Regions from separate parts of the Homo sapiens genome. Here region 2 is linked to region 1. A link is a loop called in an ENCODE intact Hi-C map of the cell type or tissue named here. Cell type or tissue: heart right ventricle. All regions are shown on one strand.

Region 1 (8,000 bases):
TGCCTCGGACCACACTGTCGGCTGGGGTCCTTAGCACGGTACTAGGTCTCCACCTCCATGCACTACCCTGGTTCAGAGCTGGTGCTATGGGTTGAATTGTGTCCCTGCAAAAATAGGCTGAAGTTCCAACCCCAGTACCTCAGAAAGGGACTTTGCTTGGAAATAGGGTCTTTAGAGAGGTAATCGAGTTAAAATAAGGTCATTAGAGTGGGCCTTATCTGATGTGAGGGGAATTCTTATAAAATGGGGAAATGCAGACACACACATATGCAGGAGGAAGGCACTATGAAGAAACAAAGAGAGAAGACGGCTATCCAAGGAGAGAGGCCTGGAACAAATCCTTGCCTCACGGTTCTCAGAAGGAAACAACCTTGACAACACATTACTTTTGGATTTCTGGCCTCCAGAACTGTGAGACAATGCATTTTGGCTGTTGTAAGCCACCTAGGTTGTGATACTTCCTTACAGCAGCCCTAGGAAATGAATACAGCTGGGGACCAGGCTTTTAGTCAAAAGATCAGGGAGGAAGTCTGGTGTCTTGGGAGAAATTTCTAGATTATAGGAGTCACTGAATATCGTAACTTTGAAAAATCCATTTTGAATCTCACCAGAAACACAAAAGCCTGTAGAAATCCAATTATACAAATTTACAGTCTAGAAAAGGAAAAAAAATGAAATTACTCTTCATGCACATTTAAGCAGAGTTTAGGACTGGAAAATAAACAAGGCTTTGGTAACTGGGGAGTGCAGTGCTAACAACACAGTTGCAGGTATGTGGCTGTGTGGGTTTGAGCTTGGCTCTGCCTTTTACCAACTCCGTGACCTTCAGTCACTGCCCCCACTGTCTTCAGCTTTCTCCAAAAAGAGTGTTGTGTGTCCTCTTGGAGGCCATACCCTGGGGTGCTCAGCACAGGGTTTCACACACAGTGACTATTAACTGGATTTTAGCTCCTATTATAATTACTAATAGCAGATAATTGCCTTATTAAAAAAATTAAAGGCAAGCCCCCAAAAGTTAAGAACATATGTACTTGTTTGCTTTTTCATCTTCTTAGATGACACTTATTTTAAGTTTTCTTTGTATGTAATTCATTCTAGCTCTCTTATTCAGCAGTATTTCTTTCATTTGAAAACAGCATAATATTTAGATGCCAAATGTGATCATCAAATGCAAGAATATGGATATCCCACTAAGCTATCTAGTTATGCTCAAACCCAAACAAGTAGAAAGCCCTTATGTACAAAGTGATTCTTTTCATGAACTTGGAAATTTTTCAAAATCAGGTTGCTGAGTTCTGATTTGGAGCAGCCTGTCGCAATACCAAATCACCTTTGAATAAACTTATCCTCTCAGCTTTTATTGTTCAGAATTGATTTCGAGGATAGAAATTCCATTTCCTTGTCATATATACCTGAGCCGTTGCATCAAATTGTCAGATCAAACCTAAAATGCAGCACTTCGCAGATGGAGGAGAGACATTCTCTCTAAAAAAAAAAAAAAAAAAGTCAACCAAGTCAGAAGTTGTGAAGCTGCTGAAAAAAGCAAAAATAAACACTCTTAAGCAGGAAAATAGAAGACCTGTTGCTTGTGGGAAATAGATTTTCTAGAAGTTAGATCAGCTGGAAATATTGTCATGGACATGCCAAAAGGCAAGTGAAGGAAATGTACTGAATGTTGTTGGCTTTGCACTAAGAGGATCTCAGGAAGCAGTTCACAAGAGTGCCACCACATGCATGGAAGGACCAGCTCGTTAGATGCTTTGGGCAAATAAAAATTTTCTGTAGAGTTATTTTGTTCTGCTGGAGCCATTAAGTGCTCCTTGCTACATGAAATGGTATATAGCCCTTCAAATGGGGGCATTTAGCAATATAAAATATATTTACCCTGTCCGTTCTTGAGGATCACTCTTTAACTGTAGAGAATATGTCTTCTAAGGCACCAGAGACATCCAGAGATAGAGGGCTGCTGATATTAATAACACATAAACTTTGGGTGAAGGCATAGGGGAAGCCAGCCCTCACTAGAACTCCACTATGCAGGCACCCCGATCTCACACTGCCAGCCTCCACAACCGTGAGAAAATAAGCATCTGTTGTTTAAGCATACCCTCTCTTCATAGGGATTATTGGAGCCTAGAAGAGTGCATGGACACTTTTCATTATTATTATTATTATTTACTAGATTATCACCCCAACAGAATAGGAACTGAATTCCTTTTTGCAAGTAGGTGTTCAATAATTATTTGTTGAATGAATGAATGCTATGGCTACTATATGGAATTTCTAGGTCAAATAGGAGCAGAAGGCTGGGGGTATGGGGGCTTGCACTTGTAATCCCAGCACTTTGGGAGTCCGAGTCTGGAGGATCACTTACACCTAGGAGTTACTAGCCTGGGCAACATAGGGAGATTCCGCATCTACAAAAAATAATAAAAAATAGCCAGGTGTGGTGGCCCGCACCTGTAATCCCAGCTACATGGGAGGCTGAAGCAGGAGGATCACTTGCACCTGGGAGGTTGAGGCTGCAGTGAGCTGTGATTGCACCACTACACTCCAGCTGGGATGACAGAACAAGTCTCCATCTCTCTCTCTCTATATATAAATGCCTGTGTGTGTGTGTGTGTGTGTGTGTGTGTGTGTGTGTGTGTGTTTGTGTGTATGAGACGAAGAGCAAAATTCAATTTAGTCATCGTACCCACATGTAATCACCAAAAAATTTTTTTTAAAAGCTATTTATAACCAAAAATATCTTCTATCAAGTTGTGGTAATATTACATGAAAGCCCATTTTGTTCTGCTGAGCACTTGCGTAGTTCTGGGAGTTAAAAGGTGGATGGAGCAGGAGAGACGTAAAGCACTAAATGCCATTAAGTAAGAAAAATCTGGAGTTCCTATAAGCAATTTTTGAAGTAGGAGAGGTACGGAAGGGTAGGAATGAAAGAAAAAACCCAAGCAAACCTAGCAAAAGGCTAACACCTTCCATATAGAAATCACTGGGTAACTGACTTTTTAAGAATATGAAAGTCTAAACACAGTCACTTCTCACATTATGGTGAACATTGCTTCCATTTCTTCAAACCATCAGTAAAGTGTGGTACAATGCAGAAATCCCATGTGTGAACAAGTTTTGTTTTGTTGGGGCAGAGGGAAGGCTGGTGGTTGGGAAAACTAAGGAAGGGGCTCAGTTCTACCTTGAGCCTCTGTGGTATGGAAAAAAGAGATGATGACAGCTACTGTGAGAGAACTCCTAAACGCAACCAATTTGGCTGAAGCAGAGATGTGGGGCCTGGTGTGATCAAGGATTCATAAAAGCTTTGGAGAGAAAGCAGAACTTTTCACAATCTGTACGATGGGGATTGCAGCCAATTTTATTTAGCCCTCAGGAAATAGGGTGACCCCAGTTGACCCCCAGGGGAAAAAATTCCCTATCTCATAAACAATAAAAATCTTAACTAAAGTTTAATATGATAGCAACCAGAAACAAGGCTTCCTGTTGTCCTCAGACAACCGAAAGTTCATATTCACACACCCAAGTAACCACACCCCCAGCCCCTGCACTGTGCAAGTGAACAGTTTCATTGACAACTTTGGGGTCTGTTTTGATCTTGGAGATCTTGGAGTTAACTGCAGAGAATGACTGGAGTGGATTTTATGAAGAGGTATTTTATAAATGCTTATGTGTAATGATGAGGGAAATTGAAGAAAGTGAAACAAACAGTAAAACCACATGGGAAGAATTCCCGCAGAACATGAGAAACAGAACTTGACTTAATGAATAAAATAACAGATGGCATCTCATTTTTTATTGGGTGTGTAAAGAATGAGAACCTGAAATGCAGGTTTGGTTATTCAAGTGAATTAGTAAAGGAGATTTATGGTTTTGGAAGAATCAGCAGTCATGGGGGGGCAGGAAATGGTTATAAGTGACTTTTAGATTCTGTGCTTGGGTGACTAATGACAAACATAGCATAGTAAACCATCGGACCATATCATGCAAACAGGCTGTGTGAATTAATTTTGTTTTGCTTTGTCTTGCTGGGGAAATTAGAAGGCTTAAACAAAGCAGAGAGAAGACATCTATTGGATTGTCCAAAATACTGTAAAATTTTGGCAATGTGGTATCTATACCAGGCAACTACAACTTCTGTCTTATTTGGTTTAGATACCCAAGGAAGTACAGGGGTACTCTGAAATTTACTTCGAGATACAAATCTTCAATTATTCACAAGCTGGCAGCACAGGTCTTTAAGTCTATTGTCCTTGTACTTCCCTAGAACACATCATCTTGGCACCAGATCTGCTTTACCTCTCAGAAGTTTAGAGCAAAATTCTACGAAAGGCAGGACTTTTAACACTCCCTCACTGTGGGGTGTTTAAAAAGACTATTATGGGGAGAAAAATGAATTGCTGAATAAGTAGTATGTGGAAGAAAGGTCTGTGTTGAATGAAGGGAGGTCTAGTCATTAAAAAAGAAAAAGAAGGCTCAAGCCACAGAGTTTTTATCGTGTGCCTCAGCCACTGGGGAAACAGTTTCAGTGCAGTATTATATATGAAATGTTTCCTATTAGAATCAAAGTTCCCACAATGGAACATGTGCGACAATACTAACTAAACACTACCATCTAGTGGCCAGTTTTGAGAACTACAAAAGCTCGCAAAGTGCATTAAAAACACCGTGAAAGAAATGCAACAACCAATGAAAAGATGTTTAATTTTCCCTTAGTATCAGGGAAAATAATTGATCACACTATATAGTAAATGAAGATATGTGTATCAAGTGCTGCTATTCTCAATTACCCTTAAAACTTAGATGGGCTTGCAGGGAGTCTCAAGTGCATGTTTTGCTGTTTATAGCACCAGTGTAGAGATATTTCCACCAATGACAAATAGGCTGTAAAACATAAAATCCTTTAGAAAAGTGATAAAAATACAATCAGTATGAGGACTTTGCTTCCTCTTCCCCTCCCCACCCCTACCCCCCTACTATCCCTCACACCTAACACCTCTCACAAGTTGCTATTGTATAGCTGGCATAGCTGGAGGAGTAGAAAGAGTGAGCTCACAGTCAGCAAAGCTGTGTGGTGCCTTTGTTCCACACACTTCTGGCTGTTTGAGCCTAGGTTAGTCACTTAACCTTTCTAAGACTCACTTTCTAAAAATACGCAAATATGTAAATTGTTGCTCTTCCAGTCTCCCTGGGTTTAGGGGAAAATAGAATGTGTACAAAAATGCATTGTAAATGCAAATGTGCCATACAAAATTGCTATTAGTTTTAAAATCTCTAAGTGAGGATGATGAGGATGTGAATCTGATATTTGAAGGTGCTAAACATTTTTTTAATTTTTTTTCAAAAAGCCATTTTTCTTAATATTGTTGATTTCCTGAGACAAATATCTTTGATCTGGGTTGAATAATTGTGGGAATTCTCAAGTTTATCCTGCCCCTATACACGCAGCAAAAGAAAGCTAATTAACTTGTCCAAATTTTTACATTGAATCAAAGACGAGACTGAGAACAACTGTCATAGCTTGAGTGTTGAAGTTTATCAATCTAGGAATCCTATTGTGTTGTTAATGTTTCCCCAGTAGTTTCAGTAAGTAATGTAAACCCATGAATCTAAATTATAAAATGGCTACAGGTAAACCATGACACCAAATTTCACTTCATATTTCATTATTCTAAGATACAAGGGCAGAACCTAAAGAAAGGGTAAAATAAAATGGACTTACATTAGACTTACTGACACCATCATTATTTGAGAAAGAGCTATTTCCTAGGTATATTTTAGGAACTTATCTGGTGATATCTATCTATCTACTAACTTTAGGAGTGGGGTGGAATTAATTCTTTTTACAAGATTAGTGAAGTTAGAAACAACTAGTTTCTAATTGATTAAATGTAACCTATTTTCAAGTATCTTCATATGACTGAAATCAATCTGTTTTATTTTCCAAACCAGTGGAATAGACACAGAGTCATTACAACCAGAATGACATGGCATTGTTACAAATCTTAGTATTAAAGCAATACTTCTGTTTTTATGTATAATTATTTTATAATGGAAAATGTCCCTCAAAATCAGACGATTTGTTCCACAATGAATCATCTACTCCAAACAACTCTGTTCCAATAATTAATGACAAGAACAACAAACACTTACCCACCAGATCCTTATGGTAAAGCTAACTTCAGACAGGAAATGCAGAACTCAGCAGAGTTCATTATTTTTCATTTCTAGATCAGAACAAGTTTATCTAAGACTCCAAATAAAGTTCATGCTTTGTGCAACGTGCAAATGACAGTTCATTATATTTTCTTGTTTCACAGAGAAAAACTCAGAAGGAAAACATCTACAGGAGATACAAATAAAGAAGGGCTAGGTGTTTCTGAAAATAATCTTCCAGAAAAAAAAAGTGGCCCTCTTGAAACTCATCAGGAAAAAAAGTACTTAAGAAACTCTAAAACATTTTTATGTGTTAGAATCACCGGGGTAATTTTGGCAATCTCTATGCCCAGATCACAGCCCACATCAATTAGAAGAGAACCTCTGGGACATGAAGATCAGTTTTTTGTTTTGTTTTGTTTTTGTTTTCATTTTTTTTTTAAAGTTCTCTAGGTGATGCCAACACGCAGCCATATCCCACAAACACTTTAGTTAAGAAATACATACTTTGAAGCAGGAAAGTAATGCCCTTTTTGGGGAAAACAGTCATTATATGATCACAGATTATTTTTATAACTTCCATATTCTTTTTTTTTTTTTTTTTTTTGAGACAGAGTCTCACTCTGTTGCCCAGGCTGAAGTGCAGTGGCGTGATCTCAGCTCACTGCAACCTCTACCTCCCAGGTTCAAGCGATTCTCCTGCCTCAGCCTCCCAAATAGCTGGGATTACAGGTGCAAACCACCACGCTCAGCTAATTTTTGTATTTTTAGTAGAGAGGGGGTTTCACCATGTTAGCCAGGATGGTCTCGATCTCCTGACCTCATGATCTGCCTGCCTCGGCCTCCCAAAGTGTTGGGATCACAGGTGTGAGCCACTGTGCCCAGCCTCCATATTCTTACATGAGCAAGAAGCAAGAATTCATTTTATCAGTATGTAAATTGTGAAAAAAACACATGCAGGTGAGAAGCAGGGGCTATAAGGATGAAATCAATGGGCCAGCAGAGAATACAGTGCATGAATTCAATAGTCCCTGCAGTGCTCCCTGCTAGGCAGTGCAGGGATATAGACAAATAGTGGCCTGATGTCTTTAATAAGCTGATAAATAGTTGGGGCCACCAATATGTAAACAAAGCAAGAACATAGAAAACACGCTCCAAATGGGTTACAAGCAGAGTTGTGGTGTAGGGCAGAGGAAGATAATAGATGCTAATGATTTAGGATGGTAAATACGACAACAAGAGTACAATCTCTACCTGGTTGATTCCAAGGAGTTTAAAAACGTAAATGCATGAATGACCAGAGGAATCCTCACCAGGGGAGTACGGCACAGGAATATAAACGTGACTTGATGTGCAGGCTCTAAGGCAGTGGTTCTCAGAATGTGGAGCCAGGTCTGCAGCGTCACTATCACCTGGGAGCTCATTAGACGGTACATAATTGGATCCCACCGCAGACCTACAAAATCAAAAATTCTGGGGATGGGGCCTAGAAACTCCTTTTTTTTTTTTTTTTCAATTTGTCTCTGCCACCCAGGCTGGAGTGCAGTGGCGCCATCTTGGCTCACTGCAACCTCCGCCCCCCGGGTTCAAGCGATTCTCCTGCCTCAGCCTCCCAAGTGGCTGGGATTACAGGTGCCCGCCATCACGCACAGCTAATCTTTGTATTTTTAGTAGAGAAGGGGTTTCACCATGGTGGCCAGGCTGGTCTCGAATTCCTGACCTCAAGTGATCCGCCTGCCTTGGCCTCCGAAAGTGCTGGGATTACAGGTGTGAGCCACCGCACCTGGCCCCAGCAATGAGTTCTTACAACCACTTCAGGGGATTCTGGCACTCCAGGT
Region 2 (8,000 bases), 130 kb before region 1:
CACTGTCTATTCCTTAAAATTTTCTTAAGTTTTACTTTCACATTATGCAAAATTAATTAATGCTCCACTCTGTGGACTCTATGCCACCACACCACTATCAATGAATTCAGAAGAGGCAGTGGGAGTGTTGATAGAATGTAACATAGCATTATGGTAGAGTACAGACTAGATTACTTGTTTCTCAGTTTTCTCCTCTAAAATATGGAAATAATAATAATATATCTAATTCAGAGTTTTTGTGAAGATTAATTGGTTTAATACATATAAAATGTTTAGAGTAGAGCCTGACACACAAGTACTCTGTAAGTATCATCTATTATTGTTTTGTTATTAATAAAGGACTCCATTATTTCACAAGGTAGGTTAAGCATCATTAATCTGAAAATCCAAAATGCAAAATGTTCCACAATCCAAAACTTTTTGAGTGCTGACATGATGTCACAGGTGGAAAATTCCACACCTGACCTCATGTGACAAGTCATAGTCAAAACACAGCCAAAACTTTGTTTCACGTACGAAAGCATTTTAAAATATTGTATACAATTATTTTCAGCCTATGTTTATAAGGTATATACGAAACATAAATAAATTTTGTGTTTAGATGAAGGTCTTATCCCCAAGATATCTCACTATGTGTATGCATGTATTCCAAAATCCAAAAAAAAAATTCAAAGGTTGAAACACTTCTGGTCCCAGGCATTTACAATAAGAGATATTCAACCTGTATATGTTAAACATATACTAATTCTTAAATTTTTTGAGAGAAATGTAATTATAATAAAGTGGAAAAAACTATATCAGGTATGAGTATTAATATTTTGGTTTAATTACTGCAATGATCAACATAGCTACTTTAATTATTATTCTCATGAGAGTTTTTACTTTTTTTTTTTAAATAGATGGCGGTCTTGCTGTGTTACCCAGGCTGGCCTTGAACTCTGGGTTCAAATGATCCTCCTGCCTCAGCATCCCAAGTAGTTGGGATAACAGGTATGCACTATTACAACCAGCCCATGCTAATGAGAATTTTAATGCATATACACACAACATATACCCACACACTTTCAACACACATTTTCATTATACAGAGTGTTTCCATAGGTAGAGTAGAATGAGATATGAGTTCTGGTTATTTAGCCTGGCAACTGCAGCAGAGTCAAATACTGTTAGTGTATCTATCCTGGTTCATGTCCTGTTATCAATACAAGAGGCAAAGTATAAATGGAGATCAGGTTTCCATCTGGTTACAACTAACAGCATAGCCTTGATTGCCTGCTTTGAGTTAGGGGATCAAAGGAAGAAATCATCAGAGATCCAAATAGCAACTCAGGCAGGCAGATCGCCATTTGAAAAAAAATAGTAACTTCTCTACCTTAAGGAAGGATAACTCCTGTTTGGCTAGCTTGATTCCTTTCTAATTATAAAAATAAGCTTGGGGTGAGTAGCAGGGGATAAAAATACAAAGTATCATATAGGAGTTAATAAAGAAAACAATCATGATAATTATCTTTCTAAACAGTAAAGAGAAACCAAGTATTTCTTCATATTAGAAATATAATACAATTTTACAGCCAGGCATGACGACTCACACCTGTAATCCCAACACTTCGGGAGATGGAGGCAGAAGGACTACTTGAGCCCAAGAATTCAAGACCAGCCTGGGTAACATGTCCAAACCCCTTCTCTACAAAAAATACAAAAATGAGACAGGTGTGGTGGTGTGAGCCCGTAGTCCCAGCTATTTGAGAGGCTGAGGTGGGAGGATCACTGGAGCCCAGCAAGTAGAGGCTGCAGGAGCCATGATCATACCACTCCACTCCAGCCTGGGTGACAAAGGGAGACCCTGTCTCAAGGAAAAAAAAAAAAAAAGTAAAGAAATAATTTTTTTCAAAGAAACCCTTTACATTAAAAGCACTACTTATGATGGAATCTTTAGGAAATGCTAGAATTCCTTGTCCCTAGATTTTTTTCTAAAGGATTAAAATCTTCATTTTCTAGGAGAACTGACATTTAAATGTATGATTCCTAAACTCAAGATTTTTAAAAGATCTGAGTTGCTCGATAACTCTATAGCACACTCTTGAAGATGAGATATTCATGGACCCTCCCTAAATCTTGGAAAGTCTTCAGGCTAACGGCAGGGCTGGAGCTAAAGTTGAGGCAGAACCTCATTTCTGCCAGTAACAGCATGCCTAGCCAGGATTAAAAAATTTGCCAAGACCACACAGAAAGAGACTAGATGGTAAGTTGGATTTATACTTCTCTTTGCAACTGAAGGCCATTCTGAACTCCTGCCTAAAGTTGGAGAAAGTGAAGAGAGGCCAAATCCAGAAACCATTAGGGCTCAGAGATAATTATTATGGAAAACCAACAAGCATGTACCTAATGATTCCCCAGAGTCACTCCTAGAGCAAGGAATGAAATGAAAAAGTTTATATCACCCACAAAACAAAGATTCAATGCAGTCAATGAACCAAAGAAGAAAAATTCAGCTCTGAAATGTGATAATAACCTGATATTCCTCCTCAAATCTCTGGATATTTGGTTACATTATAATTTGCTTGATGCACGTATTCTTAAAATACCAACACTCAATTAAATTCATCACCTAAGAAACATGGTCATTAGTAATTATTTTTGCATAATCTCTTTTCATTTTTATTACTGCAAATTTTTTGTTTCTAAGTCCACAAAAGGAAACTTCAACTTGATGTAATACAAAAAGTCCAGAGTGTATCACAAATTAATTTATCTAGAATGTAATCACCATATAGAAAAAATGATGCATATGATCTTAAAATTGCATCCAGGTTTAAAGTTCTATAAAAAAGATAAAGGGAAGGATGTTACTATTCTGAGCTGATGATGTCTTACCATCCCAAACTGTAACCATTGAACATACACATTTATTGACAAACTGCTTTGAAATCATAACAAGATGTCTCACAAATGTATTGTGTTTTGATGCACTAGTGTCTTAGCTGTATGAAACAGCTACATCCATGTTTTTCCATCTATAAAAAGGGCAATGAAAAGATATCCTTTGAGTCACTTTTAACTCAACTTTCTAAGTGTCTCCAATTTTATAAACATGAATCATACTCCTATAAAGAAGTCTTCCACTCCACCTTCACGAGTGTATATCTTTGATCAGGAAGTTTAAATGGACACTCTATATGCATCCTTGTGCTTTTGGGGATCTGACAATCCTTTTTTTGATGGAACAGTAAATGGCCCAACTGTTTGCCTAAGACTAGGCAGAATGCAATTTATCTTCTTGGTTTGCAGAAAATGGCTATGTAAACTTTACCACATTTGCCAGTATTTCCATTCCTTAAGACATAGCTCATTGACTAGGACCCAGTTTTCCAAGCAAGTATAAGATGTTTCCTTGTTACTAGTATGTTTTTGGAAAGCAAAAGAGACCTTCCGAATTACCTCTTAGAGGCATGCTTCACTTTTGTCCTCAGTAATGATTATTTCAATATACTGTTTACAAACCCAATCGTTACTCCCTTTTTGAATGCAAAGTAACACGTGCTAATTGTTGTTTTGATGATATTAGTGAATCAAAACCTTATGGGAAATACAATTGTCTCATCTTCCAGGTTTCTATGTGAAATACTCAGAACTGCACTTGCAAATTCCTGAGCAGCTTCATTCTAAGGGAAGCATGGCGCCATCTAGTGATCATACAGAAAATTACATTTATGCATTTTCTCTCAAAGCTCTGTATTAAAATGATGAGTTGGCCCATACATTAGAATTGAAAGAAGAGAAATAGAATAAAAATTCCTAGAAACTTTACCTAGTTATTTGCTATATGCACCATCCTGCATGGTCATTATTAAACATATATGGGTTATAACAATAATAATATGACATTGTCCCTCTCTTGGGGTCACTTTTTTAACTTCAACTTACCATTGGTTTAGTCATGTAGTTTCCGAAATAAATATCTTCACATGGAACATTTAATTCCAATGAACTATATTTTTGGTTCATTAAAAGTTAATGAAGTTTTTGAAACAATTCCAAATGATCTGTAAAATATATTTACTTAAAAATGCTTCATTTTATTTCTCTAGTGATGCCCTGCTAGGATGCTACCTAAATTGTTAAATATTTAAAAACACAGAGGAAAAAGTAAGATAAAATAAATAGCATACTATTTAGAGATTAACCTATTCCTTAATATGGAAAATTATTCCTCATTGTCAGAATAAAACATATTATTGTATTTCTAGTTTAAGGATAATATTGTACAGATATCAATAGGATAAGATATGCTTGCCTAAGCCGGAATAGATGCCCACTCTGTCCCAGCAGGGTTTTTCCAGTTTTACCCTGTGGAAAGTTCTATGAAGACAAGGACCATGTCTGATGCATCTTTTCATCTCCATACGCCACTACTCACCCAACCCTCGCCCCCACCAGCACAATGCCTAGCATGTCATAGGAACTCAGGATGTTTCTTCAATGAACCAATAAATTAATTTATTATGTCTGTCTCTAAAATCATTATTTAGAGTCTATCTACCACAGGAAACAGCTTTTCACTTTTCTATTGTATGATTCTCTGCTCCTTTTCTGAGATACTCTCTCTACAAGTGGCACCTTATTTGATATTCACACTGCCACCTCCTAAATTCTTTAAAATCTTGAGTATCCATGTCCAAATGGCTTTCTTTCCATGAGTTATCCATCTTACAGAAAGGGCATTATTCATCAACACATCATTTGATGAAATAAATCCAAAAGGGTGGAAATGAGAAACTCTTATTTCTTACTCTTTTCAATAGGTAGTATTAATATTCTGTAACAAGGAGATTTCAATAGTGTAACACATAAGATATTACTCACAATTTGAAACAGGTGCTTTTGGCATTATAGGCACTTGGCCACAATGCATAGTTTAATATTTGTGTGGCTCAAAACAGCTAACTTATCTTGAAATGTTGCAGAGGAAACTTCCTTAATCACATTCTTACTGTCCAGTGACTGAGGTAAATCATGGCATACATGCGTCATTATGAATCACATACTATCTATACCTACACTTCAACTACCTGTAACTAGATTTTCACTATACGGTGTAATGAGTTTCAGTGAGAACATTCAGATAACCCATTCCTCAAGTAAATATTCCAAAAGCATTTTATTTCACTGTAGAGAAAATTTAGAAAAAGTAGATTTCTCCTTCTCTAGTATTGCTGAATTGTGATTCAAATCTATAATACACAGTAAACGTCTCAGAATACTACTACTTTTGAAGTACAAAGATTGCCACGATGTAGAATAGAATGGCTTTTTGTTTTTAACCAACATCCCCATCAGTACATTCAACTCAGCCTTGCAACTCCCACTCATAATGTCACAACTGTTTGTCCCTAAGCTAATTAAGTGTGTCTGCGAGCTGTAGCGTGAGTTATGAAGTTATCATTTCTCCACACTTTATAGCTGTTTGAAGGATATGAAATGGCAATGGACAAACAGTCATGATATTTTTGGCAAAATATCAAATGTTTTTGATGGAAAGTGAAAGGGCTTTGGAGCCCTCTGACCTGGGTTCAAATCCTAACTCTTCTACTTTATAGCCTGAGCAAGTTACTGAACTTAAGTTTCTTTATGTGAATGTGGAGATGCTCTTGGACCCAAAGTTCTAATTTTGGCACATACCTATCTTTAAAAACAATAATAATTTTAAAAGTAATTTTGAAATGTGTTGGTGAAAAACGTAGGCTTTTTTGAAAAAGGGTCTCTCACTCTGTCACCCAGGCTGGAGTGCAGTGGCGCAATCCTGGCTTACTGTAGTCTCGACCTCCCAGGCTCAAGAGATCCTCCCACCTCAGCCTCCCAAGTAGCAGGGACTACAGGCACGTGCCACAACACCTGGATAATTTTTTTGTATTTTCAGTAGAGACAGGGTCTCACTATGTTGCCCTGGCTGATCTCAAAATCCTGGGCTCCAATTATCCTTCCACCTCAGCCGCCCAAAGTGCTGGGATTACAGGCATGAGCCACCACACTCAACCAAAAAATATAGTGTTAAGAGATCACACTGTGACCTATAACATTTATATATTTAGAACACCTTTGGAGCTAACTGAGATTAGGGATCAAGATATATGTATATGTATATACACACACACACACACACACATTTAATAACACAAGCATGCACTTTTGTGAAATAGAATACGTAAGTTCTAAGCAAGGAGAGTGCAAACTGCATTTATTTTTCAAAAACAAGAAAAATACAGTCATAAGAGGTTTTAAGTAACTAGTTTTAATCAATCCATATGGTTGCATACTTAGAGTTTTCTTAGAAATACATTTTACATTTAGCATTGACCTTGGTATGTCTAATATTTTCTAGGTATTTTTCACATATTTCTAAGGGCTAAAAATATTTATTCATTTATACTTTCATTCAGTCAATAGATATTTATTAACAGCTTTCTCTTATCCAAGCACATGTTTGGGAACAGTCAACTTTTGTTTTATGATACAGATTAAACCAAAGGGACATATTAATTTGTGATCAACTAATAAACCAACAGAGAGCTTCTAAAAGCTGAAGGATTTTCTAATTTTACAGAGCATAAAGAACCATTTTATTCATTTTAAATCTCAAACTATGCTGTGTTTCATAAGGAAATCAAAGGATATATAAGGTGTATACACTTAGGTACACATATATTTTTAGATATTTTTTAAATTGATACATAATAATTGTACGTAGGGATGTTTCAATACATACAATGCATAGTGATCAGATCAGGGTATTAGCATATGTTCCAACATTTTTCATTTCTTTGGGACTATTCAATATCCTCTAAGTATTTGAAAATATATAATATATCGTTGTTAACTATAGTCATACTATAGTGCTATAGAACACTACCACTTAATTCCTCCTATCTAGCTGTCATTTCGTATTCTTAACAAATATTTCTCTATCCTCCCCTTCTCCCTACTGTTTCCAGCCTCTAGTAATCTCTGTTCTCCTTTTTACTTCCATGAGATCAACTTTTTCTAGCTTACATTTTTTGAGTGAGAAAGCAGTAGAAAAGAAAATGTGGATGGCTTTAAAAGGAAAAAAAGAGAAAAAACAGCCCTATCTCCAAATACTCCAATCTTGTGAATTGAAAAAAAAAAGTTGAGATCTTTTTTTTTAATCAGTTGCTATCTATTTGTATATATACCCACAGAAAACCATAGTTAAAATGTAGGCATTATAATTCTAAGACATATGTACAGAAAGGCAAATGCTGGGGGGAACATATTAAAATGTTTCTCTGACATTTTGCAGTCTTACACAGTGATTTAATTTATACGCCATCCATATATTAGTGATCTGGACTCTCTTGATCCACCAAAAAGCACCCTACTTAGCATTTATCTAGTGTTTTCTAAGTAGACGTTTAAGGCTCTTTTTAATTAATCATTTTATTAACTCTTGTCACACTAATAGAGACAGCAACCAACCTGAACCATCTAGGGCAGATGAGCAATGGAGATACACAGAAAGCTAAGTTGCACTGAAAATAATTTTTTGAGAAAGAACAACGGGAGCTGTGGAGTTCTCCAAATCATAAGTTATAAAGCTCAGTTAAATTACTTTTTTGTACAATGTAGACAGAAATGACAAAATGGCAGTTCTATATGCCTGTAAAACTCAAACTGACCAAACACTGACACTTGGTAACAGCAGGATGTGTACTGATGTTACTATAATGATGTTTAGCAGAAGAGTTGAAAATAGAAAGGGTTTCCGAATCAGCCCAGCACCAACCAAGTAATCCAGGGATCCAGATCATTCCAATACCCAGTGAGTTGTCCCCTTTGGCCCCTCCTAGGTGTGACCCATCCAAGAGAAGCATTGTATTTCCCTAGTCTACATTGTTCCCACTTTGACACAGCCTATCATATACTTCTCTGTAAGTTTATGATTATCTCCTCCATTAAATTTTTAATTCTTGGGGACCAAAAATCTC

The links. Hi-C counts contacts between places; a loop is a spot of excess contacts. Peaks named below come from ENCODE experiments on the same cell type or tissue, not always from the same donor. Only the 100,000 strongest peaks of a DNase experiment are listed, where the experiment ranks them.
Region 2: it touches region 1 in a loop (5-fold over the local background); 58 of 110 quality-filtered maps call a loop at or near these places.

The regions. Positions count from the first base shown.
Region 1 is chr5:59,795,648-59,803,647 of GRCh38, forward strand. All of the region lies in intron 1 of PDE4D (phosphodiesterase 4D), which reads right to left. It overlaps LOC105378988 (a long non-coding RNA gene), which reads left to right. Exons shown (of 2, transcript XR_001742413.2): 2 at 1-1,353. Among named protein-coding and RNA genes, the nearest start is that of PDE4D, 94 kb to the right of the region's middle. RefSeq lists an enhancer at 4,831-5,361. In heart right ventricle, a CTCF peak has its summit at 4,629 (motif pointing left); no DNase peak of the experiment used is centred here; H3K4me3 peaks cover 1,394 bases; H3K27ac peaks cover 2,164 bases.
Region 2 is chr5:59,669,957-59,677,956 of GRCh38, forward strand. The region is part of intron 1 of PDE4D (phosphodiesterase 4D); the gene reads right to left. Among named protein-coding and RNA genes, the nearest start is that of MIR582, 30 kb to the right of the region's middle. In heart right ventricle, CTCF peaks have their summits at 3,691 (motif pointing left) and 3,892; no DNase peak of the experiment used is centred here.